2 separate regions of the Homo sapiens genome follow, and region 2 is linked to region 1. Evidence: chromatin contacts called from ENCODE POLR2A ChIA-PET data. All regions are on one chromosome and are shown on one strand. Each heading gives the region's core, a stretch centred on a gene start or an enhancer-like site at or near the end of the contact. The rest is flanking DNA. Distances are from core to core; before and after follow the strand shown.

What was found. ChIA-PET counts read pairs that join two places held with the same protein, here RNA polymerase II (POLR2A).
Region 2: POLR2A ChIA-PET joins it to region 1 with 20 read pairs in Panc1. The contact joins two enhancer-like sites. POLR2A ChIA-PET finds 5 or more read pairs at or near these places in 3 of 52 experiments (MCF 10A, Panc1 and activated CD8-positive, alpha-beta memory T cell).

The regions. Positions count from the first base shown.
Region 1 is chr6:17,932,872-17,939,426 of GRCh38, reverse strand. All of the region lies in intron 2 of KIF13A (kinesin family member 13A), which reads left to right. Among named protein-coding and RNA genes, the nearest start is that of KIF13A, 51 kb to the left of the region's middle. RefSeq lists a silencer at 5,072-5,256. Within about 2 kb of position 4,047, at least 2 of the 41 ENCODE cell types and tissues checked have a DNase peak (open chromatin) inside an H3K27ac peak, as active enhancers do.
Region 2 is chr6:18,204,936-18,211,490 of GRCh38, reverse strand. KDM1B (lysine demethylase 1B) reads right to left here. Exons shown (of 22, transcript NM_001364614.2): 15 at 5,827-5,954; 16 at 3,962-4,093; 17 at 3,285-3,359. Among named protein-coding and RNA genes, the nearest start is that of KDM1B, 53 kb to the right of the region's middle. Within about 2 kb of position 3,895, at least 3 of the 41 ENCODE cell types and tissues checked have a DNase peak (open chromatin) inside an H3K27ac peak, as active enhancers do.

The DNA of each region.
Region 1 (6,555 bases), core at 2,798-5,297:
TGACAGCAAGACTGTTGAAGAAAAATAAACTCGAATGGCCTTGAGGAGCTATTATCAATAAAAACAGTATAACTTATAATTATCTGTTGTGTTACAATGAAGTATATCATCACTGCTGTACTGAATATTGGATTTCAGATGTAGCACTGAAACATCTGTTACTGAAATATGCACCAGAATGTCTTATGTATTCCTTGCAGGCATTGTTGTTTATAGAGGTCTTCTGTTGTTTTAGTGTTGTTAATATGTAGCAGATGCACAAGGAAAGGGGGAGGAAAGAGGAAAGGGCGGAAAGCGCCCTAAAGTGCCTTAGAGTTTTTCTGAGATTTAAATTTGTTTCTGTTTATACTTTTACTCAATTGGAGAAAATAATGGAGGTCTTGAAGGAATTTGTGCCAATTTGCTTACATAACTATTGCATATGTATCAGAGTTCAGTGACTCATCTCTTTACCATCATGGGGTTTTTGACATGCAAGGCTAGAAAATTTCATGAGATTGGTTGGCTAAATTGAACTGGTTTTGTAGAATGAATACATAAAAATTAGTGCATTCCTTATATAACAACACAACTTTTTCGTTGCTGGGTAAAAAAAAAAAAAAAAAAATTCACTCTAAGGCAGTGAAATTTTAAAGACTTTCAGTTCCAAGTTGATGATTTAAGGAAATCCTCCATGTACAGGAAGAAAATGGAGGAAAGAGATTTGTAAGTACCATGTTGAATCCATTATAGTTCAGAAAACGAAATACTAGATTCTGACATTTCAGTGAGATTTAGTTGTCAAATTTCTGGAAGGATATTTAAAAGTTCATGCTTCTTTATTCTTTATAAGAAGTTTGTTTTAGATCAAGTCATAAGCATATGTTTCCAGGCTGCCGCAATATAATAAGCCCAATTCTTCGTTAGGTGAGAAATTAGACTGGGCAACTGGAGAGGGTAGATGGTGTCCCCGTCTTTCAGGACCGTTCTATCTTCATGAAGCCCTTCATGATTTCTTCTGCCAGGAGCAATGTCTCCACCCTCCAACCTCCAGGAATGTTTCATACCTTTCTTATTACATTGGTCGTGTTTTGTGTGTGCTTGTTTCATTACCATTCTTTTTTCCTTCCTTCATTTGGTAGGTCTTTGTTGTCTTTGTTGAGCACTTATGTGTCAGACACTATGCTTTCTAATTGGGTTGTAATAAATCATGCATTAAATGTAGCAATTGCCACATTTAATAGCAGTCTAAAGGCCTGGCGTGGTGGCTCATGCCTGTAATCCCAGCACTTTGGGAGGCCTAGGTGAGAAGATCACTTGAGGCCAGGAGTTCAAGACCAGCCTTGGCAACATAGTGAGTCCCCATCTCTACAAAAAAAATTTTAAAATTATGTAATTAGGGCGGGGCACGGTGGCTTATGCCTGTAATCCCAGCACTTTGAGAGGCCGAGGCAGGTGGATTACCTGAGGTCAGGAGTTTGAGACTAACCTGGCCAAATGGTGAAACTTCATCTCTACTAAAAATACAAAACTCAACCGGGCGTGGTGTTGCACGCCTGTGGCCCCAGCTACTTGAGAGGCTGAGGCAGGAGAATTGCTTGAGCCTGGGAGGTGGAGGTTGCGGTGGCCGAAATTGTGCCACTGTACTCCAGCCTGGTCGACAGAGCGAGACTCCGTCTCAAAAAAACAAAAAAAAAAAAACAAAAAAGGAAAGAAATTAGCTGGGCATGGTGGCTTGCACCTGTGGTCCCAGTCTAGGTTCTTGTACATTCTTATATTGGACAATAATAGTTGGATGAATAGTGATGCTTGAGATGCAGATTCCCATCTATAAAACTATAATTTCACTTAGCAAAGACCTCAAATAAATCACTTCAATGCTGTATTTTAAAAGTACCTTTGCTTCCCATTACTACATGAAGAGACTTCTGTAACTTTTTCCAGACGACACAATTAGATTTACTGTGTCTTCAGGACTGTGGAGGAAGTTATTGCAAGTTTTACTCAGACAGTTACAAAAATAAACATATGTAAGGTCGAAGGACTAAAACAATTGGAGATCACTGCCGAGATCAATGCAACCTCAGGAGTTTAATCTATATTGAGGGTGTGCTTTCTCTTGAATTTAGGACCAACTAGCAATAACAAATATTGGAGTTACCAGAGACTTCCAATGGTCTGTTGGTTGCTGTTCTCCACTTGAAAGGGTTGGTTGGTTACTCCCGACTCCAGACTTCCTTTCCATTTATGTATGTATGTGTATATATGTATAGACAGGGTCTCACTATGTCGCCCAGGCTAGAGTGCAGTGACTGCGGTTGAGCTCACTGCAGCCTCAACTTCCCCAGGCTCAGGTGATCCTTCCACATCAGTCTGCAAGTAGCTGAGACTACAGGCACACACCACCACACCAAGCAAATTTTTGTATTTTTTGTGGAGACAGGATTTTGCCAACTTGCCCAGGCTAGTCTGGACCTTCTGGGCTCAAGGGATCTGCCCACCTTGGCCTCCCAAAGTGCTGGGATTATAGGTGTGAGCCACCATGCCCAATCTCCTTTTCCTTTGCCCTAACAAACATTCTGGTTGTTGCTACTCATTTTTTTTTCAAAGGAATGCAAACACACTTAAATGTAACACATAAATCTGCTTTATAGAAATTTCATCATTCATTACATTTTTTTGAATGTTTGTATTATTCGTTAATATTACTTGTGAATACAGTTAGTTGCATTACTGACTTTTATGATGTTTGTTAACTTGTCTGAACCTCATCTATGACCTAGGGCAATAATAGCCACATTATAGGATTACTGTGATTAAATGAAACAATATGTGTAAAATGCTTGGCACCAGCCTGGCACATAATACCTGCAAACTCTCTCTGCCTCCATTTTCTTCTTAAACATTTGCTTGGGACTGTGAAACATACAGTGGGGCACTTGCACATGTGTGTGTGTGAGAGAGATAGAGGGGGAGTGAGAGAGACAGAAAGAGAGATCTTATTAAAATTAGTGGCAATGGGCCAGGTGCAATGGCTCATCCCTGTAATCCCAGCACTTTGGGAGGCCAAGGTGGGCAGATCACCAGCCTGGCCACCATGGTGAAACCCCATCTCTACTAAAAATACAAAAAAAATTAGCCAGGTGTGGTGGCACATATGTGCAATCCCAGCTACTCGGGAGGCTGAGGTGGGATCACTTGAATCCGGGAGGCGGAGGTTGCAGTGAGCCAAGATCCCACCATTGCACTCCCAGTTTGGGTGGAAGAGTAAGACACCGTCTCAAAAAATAAAAATAAAGTTAGGGGCAATGAAGAGAGGCTCAGCCCTCTCCCTGGATGAATTGTTCTGATAATGTCAAATTAACCTGGACTTTGACATAAGTAATATGAAGTTACTTTTAATCATTCATATGTGTTTGAGTTGGTCAGTGTGGGCTTTTTTCTCATTAGCAGAAATGTCTGTCTTTTCGTTAAGAAAAAAAACCTCTGTGCACAGTCAGCATAAGATGAAAGGAGCTATAGTTTAAAGAGAGGAAATATGGCTTTAAGATCTCTTCAAAGCCAATCAAACCATCAGATTTTATCTTAACTCAAGAATCTGGTTGGAAATGAATAATTTTATCTTTTTAAGAGCTTCATTTGTACTAATCAATGTAGTGTACATCAACTTTTGAGTTTTGAAAGTAACTAGCTTTTTGTTATATACTTGTAAAAATTGAAGTGGATAAACATTTTTGTTCACAAGGGTACAGTTTTATGAGACTGTCAAGGGTAGTTCCTCCTTTTCAGTTACGGAGAGAGAGCTACATTTTATGAGAGAATTTAAATTCCCCCTCCTTTTTATGGGAAATTGGTGCTTAGAGGTTCGTGGATCTGTTGGGGCAGTGGTTTTCAACACTGGCTACATGTTAGAGTCACTTGGTTGCTTGTAGAAAAATAGTTTGCACAGCCCCAGCCCCAGAACTGAGCTTCTGATCACTTGGCACAGACAAGAGAGCGCAGGATGTGTCGTTTTTCTCTGAACTGAGCCACTCCAACAGGTGGGGGCCAGGTAGGGACCATAGTGAGGACCCAGCTGCCTGCTGAGCTGAGCCAGGTCTCTGTGGTGCTGAATTTTCCTCTCTGATCCCATGGGGGCTCAGCAGAAATAGCTCAGGGCTTGAGCCTTAAACTGCCTATCCTTAGTAGGAATTATTCTTTGCCAAGGACAGTGTTTCTTCCAAGTCTGATTGTGACATTTATTCAGGACAGCTATAGAAAGCACAGATAAGAAAAAAATATTTCCAATCCCACTCATGAGAGAGAGAACCATTTTGGCCTTTTAGTATTCCTCCCCCTCCCCAGGTAAATGGTGAAAATAACACAACTAGCCAAAAATAAGCTTTTGTTATTAAATATTTATTTTGGGCCAACAAGTGAAGTTGCTGTTGCCCTTAGCGTGGTGGGAAGCCTGGAGCACAGGTGTAAAGGAACTTGCTTCAGGTATTGCAGTAATAAATCAATACAGGATCTGCCTCACTGCAAGGTAAAGGGACCCTTGTGAAACTGATATGTTTGGTTATTACTAGTGAAAATTGAGTCACATTTTACATTAGATGGTGGCCATATTTATGACAAACAGCACAAGAGTATTATTTTTAAGTGTCTTTTTTTTTTTTTTGGAGACAGGGTATTGCTTGGTTGCCCAGGCTGGAGTCAGTGGTGCAGTCATGGCTCACCACAGCCTCTACCTCCTGGGCTCAAGCGATCCTCCCACCTCGGCCTCCCAAGTAGGTGAGACCACAGGGATGTGCCACCATGCCCTGCTAATTTTTAATATTTTTGTAGAGACAGGGTTTCCCTATGTTGCCCAGGCTGGTCTCGAATTTCTGGGCTCAAGTGATCCTCTCTGCCTCTGTCTCCCAGAGTTTTGGGATTACAGGCATGACCCACGGTGCCTGGCCTTCGGCGTCTTTTTATTATGATATTATTGGGGATTCTGTATTTATGATTTTAGAATACTACCTGCTGGAATATTTCATTTGGCTTTTTAGCTTTGGGAGCATGTAGCATAGGGAGAGTTGAAAGTTCCTAATTAGGAATGGGATGGTGTTCAGCCGCTCTCGTCTGCACTTAAGCAACTGGTGTAGGTTTCTTTTCTTGCCTACCTGCAAGTGCACGCTACAAGCCGGGCCCTCTGCTCTGACCTCACACAGGTCACTTAAGAATTTGAAGAAGGCCAATGTCCTGTGGCCATTAGACAGTAGTGTGAGAGATGGAAAGAGGTGCCTTTTGTAATTACGAAGAAACTGTGTCCTGGTTTTTATGAAAATGCTTGTCTTTTTATTCTTTTCAACTTAAATGTTTACTTTTTCGCATTCTTCAAAAAAAAATAAAAGTTGACCCTAACGACACAATTTAGATTGAATTGAGTTATAAAAGGCAGCTTTCTTTATCTGTGAGAGAAAATATAACTTGAAATCCTATGTTTCCATAGTTACATTGCATTGTAATAAGATAAAAGCAGGACTAAGGGATATGTTTGAAAGGCGCTCCAGGAGCTGGCTGAGATAAATGTGATTATTAAGCCACTGTGCCAGGCTTTGGTGGGGAGCTAGGCAGGCAGGTCGAACTAGTTGAAATTTCCCATTAGAAGAAAGGCATTTCTAATGCTTTGTGTTGAAGGTAAAAGTGAACCACAGAAACACACTATTGCTTCTGCATTGGAAGTTTATATTTCACTCATACTTAGAATCAGAACTTGTTAAAGTAGTTGCTTTTGGAACTGTACATAATATTTTTCCCGTGTCAGGAAATCAATAAACTTAAAAAAAAATCTAAATTGTTGGTTTGATCATTCTGATTTCTACTCCTTCTTATGTCCCATTTAGTTAATTATTTTCTTTATTCAAAGAATACTGGAAGGCCAAAACATTGTGGCCCACACCTATAATCCCAGCACTTTGGGAGGCCAAGGCAGAAGGATCACTTGAGTCCAGGAGTTTGAGACCAGCCTGGGCAACATAGTGAGACCTTGTCTCTACAAAAAAAAAAAAAAAAAAAATGAGCTGGGTGTGGTGGTGCGTGCCAGCTACTTGGGAGGCTGAGGCAGGAGTATCACTTGAGCTCAGGAGGTTGAGGCTACAGGGAGCTCAGGAGGTTTCTAACAAAGAAAGATGCAGTTGGTATGCACTCTTTCTTGGTTAAGAGGAGAGATTGCCAACCAGTACATCTTTTATAGGTGCTGTAAAATCATGTTATACCTGCACTTTCTTGGGTTTCCTTTGTTCCCATCACTTGACAACTCTTAAATTCATGTTCTCCAGCCATTCTTTTCATTATTAATAGAAGAGAAACTGGGCCCAGGAAGGTTCAAGGATATGGCCGAGGTCACAGAGCCTTTCTCTTCTTTTAAAGAAACAATGATACACTTTAGATATTCTTATCTTACTGTGAATTAATTTTTTTTTCTAATTAAGCTTTTTGGGTGACCTTGAGCAAATGAAAAGCTTGACTTTTTCCTCTGCTTTACCGTATTGTGATTTCCTTGGGGTTGGCAGAGATTTGGAAAGGGATGTATTCCAGAACTGGAAAAAT
Region 2 (6,555 bases), core at 2,646-5,145, 270 kb before region 1:
TGTGCTCTCAACAGAGGCAGCAGAAGGGAAGCGAAAGTCAACCTACACCTTCTACATCTCATGCAAGTGCATCAGATTGGCTGGGCTGGATGGATGTTTAGAAACCTGCTGTAGGGAGTTGGGGAAGAGTGTGTGTATTTGCTTTCTAATATCTGCAGTACAGGATGACACCCTAGGATCAGAGTGGAATGGAGTTGAAGACCAAGCACCCAATCTACCTGAGGCTTCAAAGATTTTGTATATTTGGCTTAACTCTCAATTCTAGGATCACAGGAAGTTCAGAGTTCTCTGATTTTGTCACTATTTTCTGCCACATGAAAATATTTTTATAAAGTATAAAATATGCTCTCTATCATCAAGAAGTTTATAATCTATTTATAGATAATTACCATGCAACCAAAAAAAATGAGGCAAACCACAACAAAAAACCAATTACTATCCAATTAAATTGCAAGAAAATAAATAAAATCTAGATTTTTTTCCCCTTTAAAGAGACAGGGTCTTGCTCTGTTGCCCCGGCTGGAGTGCAGTGGCATGATCACAGCTCACAGCAGCCTCAAACTCCTGTGCTCAAGTGATCCTCTTGCCTCAGCTTCTTGTAGTAGCTGGGACCATGGGTGTGCAGCACGATGCCCAGATAATTTTTTTATGTTTGGTAGAGACAGGGTCTCACCATGTTGCCCAGGCTGGTCTCAAACTCCTGGCCTCAAGCCATCTTCTCGCCTCAGCCTCCCGAAGTGCTGTGATTACAGGCATGAGCCACCCACGCCCACAAATCTAGATGTTTTCTTAATGACAAAATAGCACTGAAAAGCATAAGAACTTGAGTAGCCCAGGTGCAGTGGCTCACACCTATAATCCCAGCATTTTGGGAGGCTGAGGCAAGAGGATTGCTTAAGACCACGAGTTCAAGACCAGCCTGGACAACATAGGGAAACACTGTCTCTACAAAAAAAAAATTTTTAATTAGCTGAGTGTGGTGGCATGTGCTTGTGGTCCCAGTTACACAGGAGGCTGAGGTGGGAGCACTGCTCAAGCCCAGGAGTTCGAGGCTGCTGTGAGCTACAAGCTGCACCACTGCACTCCAGCTTGGGCAACAGAATAAGACCCTGTAAAACAAAAAAAAAAAAAAAAAAAAAAAAAAAAAAGAAAAGAAAGAGAAAAAAAAGAAAGAAAAGCCTTGGGTAAACAAATAGGCAAATGATATAAACACATCCTAGTAAGTAATAAAAGCGAGATGTCAATGGAAGCAGCCTAGACTGAGTTAGTCTGCTGGAGGTTCATCGGTCTATCACGTTGGGTTGAAAATTATTCTCTTACAAGTTTGGGGAAACTTCCAATGCAAACTGTGGTGCGTGCTAGCTACAATAAAAATATTTGTTTTAAACATTTCAAAGTGCAGCCTGAAGCTGTGCCCTAATTTCTCCAGAAGGCTGGAATACAAACACAGAAACGCACAAGTACTGGCCAGGGTCAGGCAGAGAGTAACAAAGCAGGGGAGTTAAAACCAGCTTGCTGTCCTGGACACCAAGAAGTGGAGCTACAGAACAGCAGAGGCTGAACTGTCGGGTGACTTGCAATTTTAAAAGGTAGTATTTTTAAACACTGTTTACCACCAGGCAAAACCTATTAAGAGCTTACAGAAAAGGTCACTGCAGACAAGGTTCTCAACCACGGCTGCACACTGGAATCACTTGAGAAGCTTTAAAAACATGACTAGCCGGGCATGGTGGTGCATGCCTGTAATCCCAGCTACTCGAGGGAGGCTCAGGTGAGAGGATCCCTTGAACCCAGTTGCTCGAGGCTACAGTGAGCTATGACTGTGCCACTGCACTCCAGCCTGGGCGACAGACTGAGACCCTGTCTCTGAAAAAAACAAACAAAAAAGCGAGGCCAATTCAACAAGAACGCATCAGGGTGGGGCTTTCCAGCCTTTCTTTGTAAGCGCCTCCCAGGTGGTTCCGACGTGCAGCCCGGGGATTGCTGCCCAAGATCTCCGAGTTGGTTAATGGCAGGAATAATGTTAGGATCCCCTGCCCCGACTAACTCATTCCCTAGACCTGTCTTTCCCATGTGACATGCAGTCCTTTACTTCTGTATGAAAATCAAGGACTATGAAATAAGTTTTAGATACCTGAAGTGTAGGAAGCATAGCTAGTCTAGGAACTAGTGATAGTTCATCAATTATATTTTTTCATAGTCACTTAAGATATAACTAAACTTAAATTTTCAAGGTTTACTAAATCCCCTCTACCCCAAGGAGGCACCTTTATTCTCCAATACTATAAATCTCAGTGTGATTTCAGGTATTTGATTCAGCAGTACCTTGTACTGTTCACCTACTATAAAGCTGTTTACAAAAAATTTAAGCCATATGAAAGTACTTCTGATAGTTTCAAGATTTCAAGATGAAAACAGAACTTTCCTGATCTGAAGAAGGATTCCGTGGTTTAAAAAAATGTGGAGAGCACAGAATAAAAGTAAAATAGATTTCTTTAATGCAGGACTTCTCAGAGCCTTTAATATACTTCTATTTGGGCGGAGCACAGTGGCTCACGCCTGTTACCCCAGCACTTTGGGAGGCCGAGGCGGGCGGATCATGAGGTCAGGAGATCGAGACCATCCTGGCTAACAGGGTGAAACCCCATCTCTACTAAAAAATACAAAAAAAAAAAAAAATTAGCCAGGCGTGATGGCGGGTGCCTGTAGTCCCAGCTACTTGGGAGGTTGAGGCAGGAGAATGGCGTGAACCCGGGAGGCGGAGCTTGCAGTGAGCCGAGTTTGCGCCACTGCACTCCAGCCTGGGTGACAGCACGAGACTCCATCTCAAAAAAAAAAAAAAAAAAAAAAAAAAAAAAAAAAATATATATATATATATATATATATACATACACATACTTCTATTTAACCCTATACAACTCCTATTTAATCCTAAAAGTAGAGTATCGTATACAATACTTCCCAAACTTACTTGGCCTTGCCTAACTTATTTGGCCAAGGAATTTTTTTTCTTGTTCAACTCTCAGGACTAATGTGCCCTAGAACTCACCTCAAGGAACACAATTCAGAATTCCATCTGCCATGAGTCTATACAGTGTTAGAGCAATGAAATCAGCTTTGCATATCTACATACAATTAAGTAGAGATACATAACTTACCAGAAATCCAACAAGGGTCCAGGCAGATTCCCAAAGGCAAACTCCTTGATAGGAAAGATTTGTCCTTCCCTCCAAGCCCCTGGCAGCAAAGGTTTCTACCCACCCTTGTACTGCCCTAGCTCTTACCTTTTGTGCAGAATACCCTGTGCCATCTGTAGTGGTAACCTGCACTTCATCTCCAGAATAATCAATACACTGCACCTGCTCAAAAAGCAATTATGAAAAAAAGTGAGGGATGGAACCACGTGATCCAGGATCCTTTCCGATTCTCATATTACATGAATTTACATCTCCAAGGCTAAGGGGAATCTTTTCCTGGCATTCAGAGATCTAAACAATTGTTATAGCTGAACTGAGGGAGTTAGAATTTATACTCTGTCAGAATATACAAAATAAACATTGTGTCGGAATATAGAAGATAGTTATAATATGGTGTGAAGGGAAATACAGTTAAGTAATCACCCCCATGATTACAATAACACACAATACAAATGCACTGAGACAAAGATTTGAAGGGAAAATTTTAAAGTGAAAATAACTGCACTGGGTTAGGAAAGTTGCGAAGCAATTTGAATACCTTCTTCTTAATAGAAATGCACTGGGGCCACTACGGTTTCCAAGCAGCAGCAGCTGCCTCACTGACATGGATAATGCTACACAGGCTACGAATGAGCCACAAAAGTACTTCTAGACCCTGGCTAAACACCAAAGCCAGCCCCATTCTCCTGCGTGAGCCGCATGCCCAGAACTTCACATCCTCCCCAAACAAGGCGAGCCAGAGCCTCCCAGCAGTTGATACTCACTGGAGATTTGAGTTGAATGTCAAGCCCTTCTGCCAGTTTTTCAATTATCACCGAGTACCCGGGAGTTAGCAGAGTGTGGTCACCAGCAAACTGGGCAAAGAATTCATTGTGGTCCCACGAGCGAGCAGATACCTGGGAAACAAGAGAGGTTGGGGACACAGCAGTGTAAATCCTTGTGCCTGTGCCTGAGAGCCAATATGAGGAGCTCCAGGTGGGAACAGCCACCAAGGCAGGAGGGCAGGGGACAGGCAGACCAGCCTAGGCAGAGACCACCACTGGGGGAGGAAATCTCGATAATTTTATTTGAGGAAAGTTTATTTGAGAACAAAAGGTCCATATGACTTGGACATGGGTACCACTCCTTGATAAAAATAGAAGCTGATTTTCTATATTGACAACTCTGGCAAAGTAGAATTCTATGAGGGTAAAACTGTATTTGATCAACATATATAAATATGCTATCTGTCCTCAACATGGAAGCTCTACAGAATAGAAACCCTGCACGATTTTGGAAAATAGCATGACTCCAATCACAATGCAGAACCAAGTGGAAATGGAGAGGTCCCAAAGGGGCCTCTGAAATCATCCGTGGAGTTCTATTCAAAATACAGAATACTGGGGTATTAAGTTCACAGTTGGTTAAATGAGTTAGGCAAGCTTAAATTTACTTTAACAAGGTAAACAGACCAGACTTGCAAGGATACTCTATTTTGGCTTCTCGAGAGCAGTGTTTCCGACTCCACGGTTCCACAGAAATGACCCAAGGCCCTCTGCAGAGGGCAGGGAAAGGACGGTAAAGAGACAAGTCCTGGTGCAGTGGCTCATGCCTGTAATTCCAGCATTTTGGGAGGCCGAGGCAGGAGGATCACTTGAGACCAGGAGTTCAAGACCAGACTAGGCAACATGGCAAGACCCCATCTCTACAAAAAATAAGAAAAACATAAGAGACCCTGATCTGATTCAGCCCAATAGCCCTCCTTCCTTTGGAGTGATTGATTTCTTTTTTCTCCCCCTAGACAGGGTCTCACTCTATCGCCCAGGCAGCAGTGTGGTAGCACCATCACAGCTAACTGCAGCTTTGAACTCCTGGGATCAAGCAATCCTCCCACCTCAGCCTCCCACTTAGCTGGGACTACAGGCACATGCCACTAAGCCCAGCTAATTTTTTGTATGTTTTGTAGAGACAGGATTTTGCCATGTTGCCCAGGATGGTCTTGAACTCCTGGGCTCAAACAATCCGCCTGTCTTGGCCTCTCAAAGTGCTGGGATTACAGAAGGGAGCCACTGCACCCAGCCTCTTCCTTTGTTTTTACGTATTGAGCTTCTTTCACAAGCATTATCTGAAGAAGAGTTTCTCTTGCTTAAAAAAAAAAAAAAAGTTTAAAAAACAACCAAAACCACTGTGGGGTTAATATGCTCAGAAGTCATGGTTTTCAAACTTTTAAGGAGAATCATTCTTTCCTGTTTATCGAAACCAGCTCAAATTCAATATTTAGACACACAAAACACACACACACATACACAAAAACAAGTATTTTATTTATTTATTTATTTTGAGACTCCAGGCTGGAGTGCAGTGGCGCGATCCCAGCTCACTACGACTTCCGCCTCCCAGGTTCAAGCGATTCCCCTGCCTCAGCCTCCCGAGTAGCTGGGACTACAGGTATGCGCCACCAGGCCTGGCTAATTTTTTGTATTTTAGTAGAGACAGGGTTTCACCATGTTGGCCAGGATGGTCTCGATCTCCTGACCTCATGATCTGCCCACCTCGGCCTCCCAAAGTGCTGGGATTACAGGCGTGAGCCACTGCGCCCGGCCTAAACCAAGTATTTTCAAAGCACACCTTTCACAAAACCCAAGCGCACCTGGTGAAGGTTGCTGCCACAGGCGTACTCCAGGTTACTGAGATGGAACTGAAGCACCTGTCCCTCCAGCTCACTGAATTGGATACCAGATTCCTTAATAAATGCCTTGTAGATTTCTTCTATCTTTTCTGTAATGGGAATGGATCAAAGCAGAAAAAAATAGCTTTAACAAGATTCTCCAATTCTTTCTCCTTTGCTTTCAACCTCTGTCACCCAGCAACACCCAAAACTTCCAAAGTCTTTTCCCAAGTAAAGTCAGAGGGGAAAAGATCTCTTGATAAGGTCCATTTCTCTCAGGAAGAGAAAGTTTATCTTTTTTTTTAATTTTATTATTATTATACTTTAAGTTTTAGGGTACATGTGCACAACCGGAAACAAAGCTATGTAAGTTCTATATCTTCAGAAACGTCTCAATTTCGCTTCGTTGAGAAGTGGTTTCCTCTTTTGCTCAAGATACAGAAAAACTGTCCCCACACATAGATGTACATGCACACACACAGAAGTTACCATTCTCTTTCTGGTCCTGCTGCCATCACCTTAAAGTCAATGCTTACAACATCTCACCTCAACTAAGAGACCTGTAACCTATTGGCTACAGTCTGTCCCAAACAAGAATATTCCATTATGGGCTTGTATCTTGTCAGCACTCCGCCTCCATATCTACAATTACTGGTTGCCTATGTAATAAATTCCCCAACCACAGCCAGGCAAAGCTAGCACATTTTAATC